Linked DNA regions of Homo sapiens: all the other regions are linked to region 1. Evidence: chromatin contacts called from ENCODE Hi-C data. All regions are on one chromosome and are shown on one strand. Each heading gives the region's core, a stretch centred on a gene start or an enhancer-like site at or near the end of the contact. The rest is flanking DNA. Distances are from core to core; before and after follow the strand shown.

The links. Hi-C counts contacts between places; a loop is a spot of excess contacts on that map. Pooled maps may share reads with other maps.
Region 2: a pooled map shows a loop between it and region 1 (6-fold over the local background). The contact joins the promoter of PGAP1 here to the promoter of NDUFS1 in region 1. A Hi-C loop is called at or near these places in 2 of 50 pooled maps.
Region 3: a loop to region 1 is called in a pooled map, with 13 times the contacts of the local background. The contact joins the promoter of KCTD18 here to the promoter of NDUFS1 in region 1. A Hi-C loop is called at or near these places in 8 of 50 pooled maps.

What each region holds. Positions count from the first base shown.
Region 1 is chr2:206,156,799-206,161,621 of GRCh38, forward strand. NDUFS1 (NADH:ubiquinone oxidoreductase core subunit S1) reads right to left here and starts at 2,646. Exons shown (of 19, transcript NM_005006.7): 1 at 2,543-2,646. EEF1B2 (eukaryotic translation elongation factor 1 beta 2) reads left to right here and starts at 3,097. Exons shown (of 6, transcript NM_001959.4): 1 at 3,097-3,261; 2 at 3,790-3,912; 3 at 4,548-4,674. The coding sequence starts at 3,182. RefSeq lists enhancers at 2,324-2,733, 2,844-3,103 and a silencer at 3,364-3,433.
Region 2 is chr2:196,924,488-196,929,310 of GRCh38, forward strand. PGAP1 (post-GPI attachment to proteins inositol deacylase 1) reads right to left here and starts at 2,220. Exons shown (of 27, transcript NM_024989.4): 1 at 1,983-2,220. The coding sequence starts at 2,129. RefSeq lists a silencer at 2,169-2,418.
Region 3 is chr2:200,508,182-200,513,004 of GRCh38, forward strand. It overlaps KCTD18 (potassium channel tetramerization domain containing 18), which reads right to left and starts at 1,887. Exons shown (of 7, transcript NM_152387.4): 1 at 1,447-1,887. RefSeq lists a silencer at 1,660-2,119.

The DNA.
Region 1 (4,823 bases), core at 1,396-3,895:
TTTCCTGCTAGTGAGTAATGTTGGGTAAATGAGTTTCTGGTTCTTTACTTATAGAGCAGGAGGAAAACAATACTTCCTAGACAATGAGCTATTAGTAGGGGCTCAACAAATGCCAGTTAAAGCTGAATTCAACTTAGGCAATACTGGCCACTGACAATCAGTATGTGTGTGTGTTTTGAGACAGAGTCTCACTCTGTCACCCAGGTTGTAGTGCAATGGTGTGATCTTGACTCACTGCAACCTCCGCCTCCCAAGTTCAAGCAATTCTCTTGCCTCCCAAGTAGCTGGGATTACAGGCACCTGTCATCACGCCCGGCTAATTTTTGTATTTTCAGTAGAGAAGGGGTTTCGCCATGTTGGCCAGGCTGGTCTCAAACTCCTGACCTCAGTGATCCACCCGCGTCGACCTCCCAACGTGTTGGGATTACAGACGTGAGTCACCGCGCCTGGCAGACAACCAATTTTAAAGCACTCTTTCTTTGAGCTCTTTTTCTTTAGTACCAGTACACACTGTGTAGATATTTTTGTTTTACTTACTAAACTGTAGGTTAGTAATCAATTTTAGTACCTACCAGACTGTAAGCTCCTTGAGGACAAGGAATTTGGACATTTCCCTTTTTTGAAGACCTAGCACAGGACCCTTATGAAAATAACCACCAAACAGTCTTATCACCAAGTTCTAGAACTAGAGTAGCATCTGTCCTATTAAAAACTACTGATGGCATAAATATAAACCTAAACTTACTCCATTAGAGCACTGACAGATTTGAAATCAACAATCAGTATTTCATACAATTTTAAAACTTTAATACTTTTTTATCTCCAATGCAATATAAAAATAGTACTCACTTTGGATAGGAAATCAACTAGAACTAGACTGTTGACATCCAGCAACAAAGCATAGCCCAACATAAGAAATACAGATTTGCAACACTTCGATATGTGCTTTGAACATTGATATGCCAAGTAGCAATAGAAATAATTATCTCTTTGGATGGAAAATGTTAATGACTAATCATTTCTTAAACTAGACTGGATACTTTTCCATATAGGGACTATGCTATTCCACGTTCTCCAACATGGATCCATCCATTTACTTCTTGCCTTCCAAGGTACCACCCTATCCCAATCCACCATCACTCCTTGCCTGGAGTATTTCAATAGCTTTTTTTTTTTTTTTTTTGAGACAGAGTCTCGCTCTGTCGCCCAGGCTGGAGTGCAGCGGAGCGATCTCGGCTCACTGCAAGCCCCGCCACCCGGGTTCACGCCAGCCTCCTGCCTCAGCCTCCCAAGTAGCTGGACTACAGGCGCCCGCCACCACGCCCAGCTAATTTTTTGTATTTTTAGTAGAGACAGGGTTTCACCGTGTTAGCCAGGATGGTCTCGATCTCCTGGCCTCGTGATCCGCCCGCCTCGGCCTCCCAAAGTGGTGGGATTACAGGAGTGAGCCACCGCCTCCGGCCTTCAATAGCTTAACAGGTCACCAAGCTTCCACACTATTCCCACACAGCCTCTCCCCTCTTGCCACCGGCTGTGACCTCAGACTGAAATGCTCTTCCCTGGCCCCTCCTTATCCTTCAAATCTTGGCTTAAAAGCCTTTTCTCAGTTTCATTGACCAGGCTATCTAACATTTACGATTCCCCCAGCATATCATCCATTTTATTCTTCTTTACGGACTCATTTCTGGCTCGTAGTAAATGTTCAATAACGGTTAAGTGAACTGAATCTCTAATTTCTGGTCGTTAATTTGTAGAGACCACTTTCCCGGATTTAAAAAGTGCAGGTGCTCTGGCAGCCTTAAGTCGGTGAAAACAAGAATATTCCGCAAAACAAAAATAACTTGTTTATTCATCAAAAACAGTTAACGTTACACTTCTATACCGTCAATTCGTGTGTGAACAGAGTTGTGTCTGATCCAAGACCTTACAGTTCAAGCACTGGATCCCAATAACCTGTAAACAACGTTTTGTTATTTGCAATGCAATCCTGGGCTAACTTTTCAAAAGTCGTTTTTCTCAATTTCCCGTTAGTTAAAGGAATAAAAAAATGCTGTCCAACGTGGTCAATGGACCAAACAAACAAGGACAACAAACAGAAGCGTGAGCCATTGCTAACACAACAGCGACCAAACAATCATGCACTGTATCAGGCGTGTAAAAATCTGGGGGGAAAGGCTTAGTCTTAAGGCCTAAGTCATCGGACACTGGTCCTCTCCCGGGGAATAAAACGGCCTCCTCCTCTGAGAGGGAAATGTCCTGAATTTTCCCTGCAGAGGGAAGGTCACCTGCAAGCCTACATTCGTGACAGCGTTCCCGAGGACCCCCTGATCCTCATCTTCTTTTCTGCTTCATCAGACCAGAGACCGTGGCTAAAAGCCCCCCATCTGCCGGCTCTCAGGGGCTTCCGAGGCGGCGGGGCGGGAGGCGGCGCCCAGTCAAGGACAACAGAAGACTACGTCGCGTGGGCCAAAGGAAACAGTCCCGTCAATAAATAAGCCTCTGGCCGACGCACCTCACCCTTCCCATCCATACAAGACCTCACCTTCTCCCCGGAGCCGCGGAGGCTGTTCTGCTAAACTGTCTGGACCACGACGACCCCCTAGGAGGCCGGGTCGCTTATTCAATATGGCGGCCTCGGCTAACTCTGTCAGCCGGGCCTGGAGAACGGAAAGCCCGGAGGGACTAGAATCCTTGCATTCGACAAGTTTGTCGGCAATTTCCGTCAGCCGACCAGAGGGCGGAGCTGAGGTCGGCCCAGCCCGGAGGCGGGAAGGACAACTTGGACCCGCAGTTCCGCCGGAAGTGGCCCCAGCCTCGAGGCCGGGCGTCTTCGGTCATCTCCGGCGCTTCTAGGGCTGGTTCCCGTCATCTTCGGGAGCCGTGGAGGTACGAACTTAAGACATGCCTATTTTATTAATTTACTTCCAAACGCAACGAAAGGTCCATGGACAATTTGTGGGCCATTTAATTCAGGGCCCCCAATTCGTACGTGGAGAAGTGGGAATGCAAAAGTACTTTGACCTTTAACCTTCGGTCCGGCGCGGTGGAGGGAAACGCCTCCGTCTCTATATAAGGAATTTTCCGGTCTCTTCGGGTCCTTTTTCCTCTCTTCAGCGTGGGGCGCCCACAATTTGCGCGCTCTCTTTCTGCTGCTCCCCAGCTCTCGGATACAGCCGACACCATGGGTTTCGGAGACCTGAAAAGCCCTGCCGGCCTCCAGGTGCTCAACGATTACCTGGCGGACAAGAGCTACATCGAGGGGTGAGCGGACGGGCTGAGTCGGGGTGGCGGGGAGGTTTCTCCGCCCGGGGCCGGGGCCACGTGGCGCAGCGTGTCGGCTGCCGCGGGAGGGAGGGAGGCCGGGCCCGGGGCCCTTTCGAGAGGGAGGGGAAAGCGCCCCGTTGCCGTCTCCCAAGGCCCTCGTGTGGGGCGAGCCCGGCCTCCGGGGAGCGGTTCACGAGCAAGGAAAGGTTAAAATGTGCTTTATTTACACTTAATTCAGCCAGGTGTTTCCGCATCGCTGCCCAGTTAATACATGTTAAGCTGTAGATAGAGCAACGCCAGACATTGCAGTATTTGAGGTCTACTTAGTGGCAGACATTTCTCAGGATAGCGCGGTGACCCAAACATATGGTTTGATTTGAAGGAGCTAATAAGAAAAGAAAAGCATTAAAGCAACCCTGCTGGGGTTAGTGCCCACTAATTAATGTGATGCATACGGTATTTATTATTTATTCGCTGGCGTTTGTTTTTCAAAGGTGTGTGTGAATGTTTCTGTGTCCTTGGCAGGTATGTGCCATCACAAGCAGATGTGGCAGTATTTGAAGCCGTGTCCAGCCCACCGCCTGCCGACTTGTGTCATGCCCTACGTTGGTATAATCACATCAAGTCTTACGAAAAGGAAAAGGCCAGGTAAAATCATCTTTGTATAGAGCTGAAGAATAAGACTGCTCTCGAAGTTTATCAGGATGTTCACATGACAAAACTGGACCCAGGCTACTTTAGTTTTGTTGGGATATTGTAAGCTAAATTTTTCTGTAACCTTAGAAGGCCAAGAGACTGAAGCCCTCCATTTTTTCACAGAACAGGTAGAACATGGACAGCAGCAATTCAACTTTTCCCCACACTGCCCTGCCAATGTGCCTCGACCTTGACCTGGGGGGCCCACCTCTGGGGTGAGAGGGTGGCTCATTCATTCAGTCCTTGGCCATTCTTCTGAAACTGCCAACAAGGGTGGAAGTTTGGGGAAGTGGACTCCAGTTCACTAAGAATGGAACTGAGCATACTTAATGAAATCTCAAACAGAAATGTTCATACTGAAAGAGTAAATCATAGTGAGTATTGAAAATAATGTCTCACATGGTACTAATGCTTGTCGGGTGAGGAGTTGAACATATGACAGTGTTTACCTGGGCGCATGTGAAAGGGTAAATTATGATTGCAAAAGGGATCTAGTGATAAGTAGTGATTAAAACAAGTTATTTTGTATTTTCTGGAAAAGGATGTTATACTAGCTCAATAGTGGTTGAATTTAAATGTTTTTCAAGCCTGCCAGGAGTGAAGAAAGCTTTGGGCAAATATGGTCCTGCCGATGTGGAAGACACTACAGGAAGTGGAGCTACAGATAGTAAAGATGATGATGACATTGACCTCTTTGGATCTGATGATGAGGAGGTATGGCGTCTTCTATAAAGAACATATCGGCCAGGCGCAGTGGCTCATGCCTGTAATCCCAGCATGTTGGGAGGCTGAGGCGGGTGGATCACGAGGTCAGGAGTTGAAGACCAGCCTGGCCAAGATGGTGAAACCCTGTCTGTACTAAA
Region 2 (4,823 bases), core at 970-3,469, 9.2 Mb before region 1:
TTGTATTTGTAAGATAACATGACCTGGTATGCAAAACAAAAAGACTTAAGAATACAATATAAATACTATCATGAATTAACACAGCTTTTTACATCATAAAAACCTGCTAAAAATCAAAAACTTCTGCCACTGTGATTATTACTGTATTAGCAAATTATTAATAGAAGTGTAAAACCCCAAAAAAGCAACTTAAACCAAAATAACTAAACCTAGACTACTCAACAACAATAAAAACCCAAAGAGCTCTTTACCATTAGCTACACTAATTTTCTGTTTTTCCAGTCAATTTATGAGGCAGGAAATGCGTCTGTGAGATCCATATGCTTTGTTCCCAACGCTAAAGAGAACAATTTCTACTTCTGTGAATATTAAAATAGCTTCAATAATTGTAGGAAATCTAAAAATAAATGGGAATTAGTACTGTACTGTCACAAAATGATTTTAACCAAACTCTTCAATGCGGTACAAAACTAAAGTGACCTACTTCAATCTATTGGGAGTTTCCTAATTATTAAACCAAAAATAAGGAGGGAATTATAATAGCTCTATTTTCAGTTTTTTAAAATACTAAACTAAAAAGGTTTGCTTAGAAATGAACAGAGACGACAGTAACATGTCAAAATCTTCTCCTTCGATAGCATCCCTACCAAATGTTTCCACTCTCTTATCATCATAAATGCAAAACCAAGGTAAGGATCTAAACACAAATGAAATCTAAATTTACTAGAATTTTTCCCATGGGAAAGAATGCTCTTCAGCAATTTAAACCTTAAGTAGTCTTAAGATCAAAATAATAGCAGCGTAATCAAGTAACAGGCTTCCTCCATAATGACTTGTACAAAGAAGCAATCAGGACTTGCATCCTTCACCCTAAAAAAAAAACTGCTGTGATTTTAAGAGTATACTAAAAATGTATTTTATCAATATATGTTATAGTGCATATACATTTTATGGTAGGGAATTATTACAATAGGTAGTCCATAATTAAGAGATGCACTTAGAAATAAAAGAATCATTCGGAAAAATTCTCTTAGGACAGTTGTGTAATTTGTCTGCGCCTCTTTTTACAGCTAGTCATGAATGAAATTCTAGATCCTACTATGCCGAACTAACGAAGCCATTGATTGAAAACATTCAAAATGGCATGGAAGCGGTAGGGGTGGAGAGAGAAGGGTTGGCTCTCTCTTAAACTCCGAACCCAGCGAGAAAACAAAAATAGCACCATGAAATAGATTTTGTATGCAACTATTAAGAGGCTCGGCTGCTGAGAGACATGCATAAACACAGGTATGCACACACACAGGCAAGCCCACACACGCACGGCCCCTTAACCTGCAAAATAAGAGGATCTGCAACATCTTTCCAAGAGGGGATCTAGTTTCCAATTCAATGACTCGCCAGTTTACCCATAGGCAAAACCCTGGAGTCTCTAAAAACAGCCTTGGGAACTATCTAGCCAATATACACTCTGCAGACGCTCGGTCCCTTTCTAGAAATGCGAAATCTGACGAGCAGATCACCGGGCGCGAGGGGAATTTAGGCGCGTGGGAAGCAAAGGAAGGTCCTGGGGCACGGGTTAAGGCAAGAACGCGAGAGGGATGGAGCTTCGGTTTAGGGAGAAGGGTTGAGGCTGCCTCTCTGGGCATGAGGGGGGCTGGGCCCGGCCAGTCAGAAGAGCTTGTGCCCAGGATTTGGGGCTGGGGAGGAGGCGGAGGGACAGCGGAGTAACTACGAGGACGACCACGAGGATGCTCTCGGGAAATCGTCTAACAAACACCCCACCGTGAAGAAGGGACACAAAGGGGAGGTGAGGGGGGCAGAAGGGGGATGCAGAGTCTCCCCGGGCGGAGAAAACAGAGGCGAGGACGGGACAGGGGGCCCGAGAGGCGCAGAGAGCCAAGGCAGGACGAACCCACAGAAGGAAAAAGGCACCAGGGGCCAGAGTCTTGGAGCGCCCGGCTGAGGAGAGGGCAGAACCTTACCTGATACTCCGGGTACTCAAACATGTAGCTCATACTGCACTTATTCTCCTCGAAGCCGAAGAAGACATCCCACAGCCCCAGGGTTGCCAGAAAGACCATGAAGACATAAAACGCCAGGTTCCAGAGATTAACTGAGTGAAGAAACATGGTGCCGCCACCACCGCCGCCGCCGCCGCCGCCCCCTCTACCTCCTTCTCCGCCGCGGGGCCCCAAGCCCGGACTGAGCGTGCTAGACACTGTCCGACCGCCACCCCCGGAGCCGAGCCCCAGCCGCGCGCGCCTGCGCTGATGCCCGGCCTGCCCGTTCGCCAGCCGCGCAGTGCGCCTGCGCGCACCAGGTCCGCGGCGCCTCTGGCCTGGCGACTCCCAGAGCCGAGGGAGGAGTAGGTGTTGCAGCGCGAGCGCGGATCTACGGGAAAGAGAAAGAGGGAGAAAGCAGGGTGGGCTGGGCTGGAGGGTGAGGGGAAAGAAGGGAAGTGGGGAGAGAAAGACGCGAGGAGTGGCTGGCGGGAGGGAAAGAAGAGAGAGAGAGGAAGCATCCAGAGGGGGATGGGCGGAGCGCGGGAGCCCTGGAGACGAGCCGGGGGATTGGGCAGGAGGCGGGTGTCAGATGGGTGAATCTGGGGAGGGGACTAGAGCCCAGAGTCCAGAGGCGATTAAGGACCGAGAGCGGACCGAGAGAGGGGAGGAGGACTTAAAAGCCCAGGGGTCATCAGCTGTCACCTCGCAAACGCCTCTCCCTGCGGCAGTTTAAAAACGCTTCCCGTTCAATTTTGAAAAGACTCAGGCCTCCGCAATTTCGGTTTTCCCAACGGTAGTAGAGCACACTCACAGCTCTCTGGAGCAGTTAGCTTGAAGAGGGAACAAATGGCTTTATTTTCCCTCTTCTACCGCCTACTTGGGCCCAGTAGGTAACAGCGCTTAAAAGCACCGGCTCATTAAAAAAAAAAAAAAAAAAAAAAAAAAAAACACCCGCAAGCCGACGAGATTCTGCTCTTGGTATCAGATGAAAGCCTGAATCACAAAAAGCATCGTTAGTCCTTAAAATATGTTACCAAAATATCTATTAGCACTGACGTCCCCAACAGGTATCTGCGTAATCAGTTTGACGCTGACTCGCCTTGCTCTCCAGAACCTCCATCTCTTGGGGAATGGGTTCCACGTTAACTGGAGGAGGCAATTTCGTCCAGCTTCCATTCAAACTCGCAAATGACTTAATTCGTTTTGAAGAATTTCGGTTCTGTTTTGTACAAAGGAGGAGTTTTTAAAAAAAGCTCGAAATCAATCACTTGTAGCAGCTTCAAAACACTAGAATGTTAGGAAAAAGACATCACTCTTTAAAGCTGACTCAACAGTAGACGGTGTGTGTGTGCGTGTGTGTGTAGTAACCACAGGATTCTTAGAATGGTCTTTGGCACTAAATGAATTTCATTGAACTTGGGCTGATTTTCTGGTATATTTTCTGTGCAGAGGAAGTTTGGCTACAATACATAAAATCAAAGAATTTTAAAACCAAAAGGAAGCTTATAGTTTATCTTGTACAACACCCTGATGTTCAGATTACGAAACTATGAAGAAGAAGTGGAGTGATCCTGAAAATCAAGATAGTCTTTACCCTGCACAGAAACAGTTGCAAGTCTAAACAAACACAGCTAGCTACGGAATGTGGAGTATTGACGGAGAAAGACAGAAATGGGAAAATGCGGAAGCAGTCTCCTTTTTTGTAGGGAGATAAGTCTGGAAAGACCAGGATAACAGGGGAGCTGTAGGTGGTACTGATCAGGAGGGCAATTAAGTAATATGTCATTGAAGTAAGTCCTGTATGAGACGTGTCGTTTTTGTTTGTTTTGAGACTGAGTCTTGCTCTGTCGCCCAGGCTGGAGTGCAGTGGCGCGATATCGACTCACTGCAGCCTCCGCTTCCCGGGTTCAAGTGATCCTGGTGCCTCGGCCTCCAAGTAGCTGGGATTATAGGTGTGACCACCACACCTGGCTAATTTTTTTTTTTTTTTTTTTGAAACGGAGTCTTGCTCTGTCGCCCAGGCTGGAGTGCAGTGGCGCGATATTGACTCACTGCAGCCTCCGCTTCCCGGATTCAAGTGATCCTGGTGTCTCAGCCTCCAAGTAGCTGGGATTATAGGTGTGACCACCACACCTGGCTAATTTTTTTTTTTTTTTTTTTTTTTTTGAGACGGAGTCTTGCTCTGTTGCCCAGACTGGAGTGCAGTGGCGCGATCTCGGCTCACTGCACCCTCCACCTCCCTGGTTCAAGCAATTCTCCTGCCTCAGCCTCCCGAGTAGCTGGGATTACAGGCACACACCATCATGCCCGGCTAATTTTTTATTTTTAGTAGAGACGGGGTTTCACCATGTTGGACAAGCTGATCTCGAACTCCTGACCTCTTGATCCACCCGCCTCATCCTCCCAAAGTACTGGGACTACAGGCATGAGCCACTGTGCCCGGCTTACCTTTTTGTATTTTTAGTAGAGAAGGCATTTTGCTATGTTGGCCAGGCTGGTCTCAAACTTCTGTCCTCAAGTGATCCACCTGTTTCGGCCTCCCAAAGTGCTGGGATTACAGGTGTGAACCACAGCACCCAGCCTGAAATTCTTTATGAAGTGGTGATTTCACTTGGGAATGTCATGTCTGTTATATTCTATTAATAGGTATAGAATGTGTTAAATTTGTAGAATTACACCAACATGACTGGATTATCAAGAAGAACCCATTTTGATCGCAAGATGTTAAGAGATAAATGTGATAAAGAGGAATATATACTATAGGGTTTTGACATTGTTGACCATAAAAGAGAATGCATGTGGGGTTTGGGATGCAATTAC
Region 3 (4,823 bases), core at 637-3,136, 5.6 Mb before region 1:
CGGGTTCAAGCAATTCTCCTGCCTCAGCCTCCTGAGTAGCTGGGACCACAGGTATACACCATCATGCCGGGCTAATTCTTGTAATTTTAGTAGAGACGGCGTTTCACCATATTGGGCAGTCTGGTCTCCAACTCCTGACCTCAGGTGATCCACCCACCTCGGCCTCCCAAAGTGCTGAGATTACAGGCGTGAGCCACTGCACCAGGCCCAGGGAAGGTTTAAGGGTTGGATTTTTTTAATCCATTCTGGAGATCACAGAACCACAAGTGACACTGTGGTGTTTTCCCACCTAAAACAATACTGTGATGAAAAAGGTACTCCCAATTATTGAGAATCTGCAGTATCCACACATTTCATAGCAAGTTGAAAATGGCTGCCAAAAGGCTCAACTACATCCATGTCAATTCACTTTTACTCAGTGAACAACTAAGATCGTTTTGTAGATGCCAGCTAGTCTCCAATAAAATGGAAGGAGACCATTAAAATCTGAGGAAGACCATGTGTGTAGAATACGGTCAGCAACAGAAACCATTATGGGCCAAAGGTCCAGCCTTCCAAAACCACTTATGGATGTGACATCTCGCACTGCCTAGAAGTCCTGGGAGCAGCACTCCAAAGATCCATGTGTGAGAGCCACCTCTGAGGCATGGGATGGAACTTGTTCCCTCTGCCTCATTACTGGCTCCCTGGAATCCTATCTATTCTTCAAGGCCTTCAGCAAACCTAATTTCTTGCATGACCGTCCCACGTATCCTTCTGCCCCCCAAGTTAGAATCCTTGCACAATTCTACAAATATACTGTGTGTCTGTCCACTTTTTACCCCACTTGTTTAATCCCTACTTTTTGGTCTGTAGGCCAAGGAAGCCAGGGCCTGTGTCACTCTTAATAACTCCCATTTACTGAATGCTTATTATGTGCCAGCCATTGTAAGAGACACTTGACACACTTTACCTAATTCACACAAAAACTCTATTGGATGGGAATTACTGTCCCTGTTGACAGATGAGGCCATTGGGGTAAAAAAAAAGAGTGATGTGTACAGGGGCCACACAAGGACTGACTGCTAGTAGGTTGTGGAGCCAGCCCCAATCCAGAACGGCAGGACGAACCCCAAGTTCTTCCTGCTTCACCCCACACCGCCTCCTCCAGCACTGTTTCACCCCTATGGATCCTGACCCAGCCCTTTCACTCTCTAAGCATCTGTCCATCTCAAGACTTGGCTACGATAACACAGCAGCACCCCGATCCCGAGGATTTAAGAGCTACTCCTCCTACCCCAACCCCAGGCAGTCTCTCCTAAGGATAGGAACATCATCATTCCAAGGCCACACCAGGGGGGCACTCCGCAGGCCCCATCCTCAAAAGCACCCAGTTAGGCTCCCTGCTATGTGGAAAGTGTCCAGCCCTCGGGGACAATGTCCCCCAGAGTGCATTCCTATGATCACCTGCATCAAAACCATCAGGGACGCTTGGGAAAACGAAGACACTCCGGCCACAGCACACAGTTCCTCAGAAAGTCTGAGGAGGGGTCGGGATCTGCCCGCGAACCCCACTTTGAAAAACATCGCTCAAGGGGCTCACACTCCTCTTCCGAAGCGGGAAGAGCCGGGAGGAGCTGGGGAGCCAGAAAGCCCCGCCACGGTCTTCCGCGGCCTGGAGACCCCAAATCGGCCCGAAGCCCGAGCCTGCAGCCCGGGGCGCGCGCGTTACCAGCGCGGCCCGTGCCCTTCCTCAGGGCGCCCCGCCGCCTTCCGGGCCCGCGGCCCATCCCGCGCCCGGCTCTTCCGCACCGGGGGGGTGGGGCGGGTCGGCAGCTTCCCAGACTGACCTGCGGCCCGCCAGACCCTCGGCGCGGCCGCCGGACGCCGCGGGGCGGACGCGGAAGTGAACGCCTTCTCAGCTGCTCGGCAACTCGGGAGCAGAGCGGCCCCAGCGGCGCCCCCGTGCGGCCCGGCTCTGAGGCAGCGGCTCAGGGAGGGAGGGAGGCCACGTCCCGGGCACGCCACGCCACGCCACGCCCCGCCCCCAGATTCGTCTCGCCCCAGTGGGCCGCCTCGGAGTCGGGTGGGTCTTCCATCCCGGAGGTAAGGGAAACACACGGTAGAGAAGGCCAGGGCTGAACCCCAAGGGACGGTCTTGTGTGTTCAGAGGCTGGTTTTACAGGTGAAGAGAAGAAACAGCCGCAGAAGTTGCGATTGTCCAAGGTCACTTAATAAGTGGCAAGAATTAGGATGTTAAGTGTTCTCACCCCCAGGTCAGTGCCCATCCCTCCAAACAGGGCTGCTCAGTGCCAACGTGTGTTAATATATTGCACTTGGATAAGTCTATCTGGATAGTGTCTGCAGCTTACAAAGCTTTTTCACACACAGCATTCTTGTTTAGTCTGTGTGACAGTGATATAAAGGGTGATATTTATTTCCCATTATAGCAAGGAAAATTGAGGCGAGAGCAAACATTTATTCAACACTTTTGTACACCTGACACTGTGCTAAGTGCTTTGCATGCACTACTTAATTTCCTGTTAACGATAACCCTAAAACAGTTCTTCCAGTTTCTAGCACCATCTTACCTTGTGCAAGGTACTGTGCTAGATATTTCAAGAGAAATATAACAGTCCTGTTTTCAAGGTGCTTCCCCAAAATCAAAAATATTTGGTTCCAAATTTCCCTGACTGGCTCTTAGAAGAGAATAAGCCAAAGAGAGGTAAGTCAACCTATCCCCTTAGATATTAACAGTCTTAGGAGAGAGGGAAGGTTTGTTCAACCTGTAATTATTAAGCACTAGCTATGGAGCAAGCACTGAGAGTAAAGGACTGGAAGAGACAAATAATGGGCGTTCAACCTTACTTTCCAGTACAACATGCAGAAAACTTGTTCTGTAAATATTTTAGGCTTTGTGGGCCATGCACAACTACTCAACTCAGCAGTTGTAGTCTAAAAGAAGGCATAGGCAAAACCTGAACAAATGAGCATTGCTAGTTCCAACTTTATGGACACTGAAATTCCAATTTCACATAATTTTCATGTGTCAAAAAATATTCTTTTAAAAATGCAGCTTTTTCAAACACTTAAATATGTACAAGCCATTCTTAGATCATGGGCCAGACAAAAACAAATGGTGGTCCATGGGCCATAGTTTGCCTGCCCTTGTTCAAGTGGGAGAAACAGACACTAAGCAAAGTGGTGACAGAGAGTGATAACTAGGTGCGAGGAAATGAGTGGACATTTAAGTTGAGGGCTAGGAGTCAGAATGAGTCCACCTTCTGCAGAGATGGAGGAAGGGTATTTTAGGAAGAAGGGAGAGCAAGTCGGAAGCCCCTCAGGCAGGAAAGGACTCAGCAATTTGTAGGAAGAGAAAGGCCACTAGTATGTCTGAGCCTTGGTGGGCATCAGGACAAAGGGGAAGATGAGATGGGATGAGGTTGAAGAGAGAGGCAAGAGCCCAGACTCTAAAGTATTGTGTGGCCATGGTAGAAATTTAATTTGACTGTAAGCATAATGAGAAGCTATTGAAAGGTTTTAAGCAGGGAAGTGACACAATTGATTTACTATTAAAAAAAAATAATCACTGCAGCTACTGAGATGAGAATGGATTGGAAAGGTGTGAGATGGAAGTAGATGACTATTGCAATAATCCAGGGGAGAAATGTCTTAGTTCCTCCTTGAGTAGTGTTGGCAATAAAGAGAAGTGGATGGATGCAAGAGGGGTACTCAGGAGATAGACATGACATAAAATTTGTTGGTGGATCAAATACAATGTGTTAATATGGATCCCCTGAGAAGCAAACAATATTATCAGATTAGACATGTGAGAGATTTATTGAAGGGAACACCTGTGAGGTAATAACAGGGAAGCATCTGAGGGGAATTAGGAAAGACATTAGACAGTTTCAACCCTTGTGGAGAACAGGAAAGGAAAAGTAGGAAAAGTTGTAGATATGATACAGTTCTGAGAAAGTTTCAGCACAGCCAGTGGAAAGCCTTCAAGCCAAAGTCCCCCATATCAGAAGAGTTCTGTGTCTCCCAGGAATGGGCCTGCCTTAAATCCCTCTGCTCAGTCACTGGCTGGGAGCAGTCAGTGGGCAGTGCAGCCTGGTGATAAATTTCAAAGGACAGCAGCTGAGGCATCAGTCAACAATGCTCCCTGCAATTGGAGATCTGAGAAGTGCATTTTCATGGCTGCAATATATGGGATTTAAGGGAAAGGGAAAAATGTAGGAATATCTCTAAATTGTTAATTTGAACAATGGGATAATAGTGAGTTTACCGAGTCAGTGAATTATGGGAGAGGAATAGGTTTGAGGGAAGAAATCAGAAGCTGTGTTTTGGACTACTAAGATTCAGATGCTTTTCAGACATTCAGGTAGAGAGATCAATTAGCAATTGAATAAATCTGGAGCTCAGGGGTAAAATTCTGTGTTGAAGGTGGATATTTGGAAAGCATAAGCATTTAAAGCTATGAGAGTGAATGAAACCATCTGCAGAAAGGGCAGATAAATGAGAAGAGACAACATGAAGCATTGACTTCAGCATTTAGAAGTCAGGCTTACAAGGAAGAGCCAAGAGGAAGGAGGGGAGTCAGGAGCGTATGGAGTTACAGGAACCAAGAGAGCAAAGTGTCATTCATGTCAAATGCCACTGAGAAATCAAGGGTCCATCATATTTGGTATTGTGGGAGTTCTAGGTGACCTTGACAAGAGCAGTTTCAATGTTGTGGTGAGGACGCAAACCAGCCAAAAATGGGCTGGAGAGTGAATGGGAGATGGAAGGCTGGATGTAACCCTTTAGAGAAGACTTTGTTGTAAATAGAAGTAGAGAAGTGA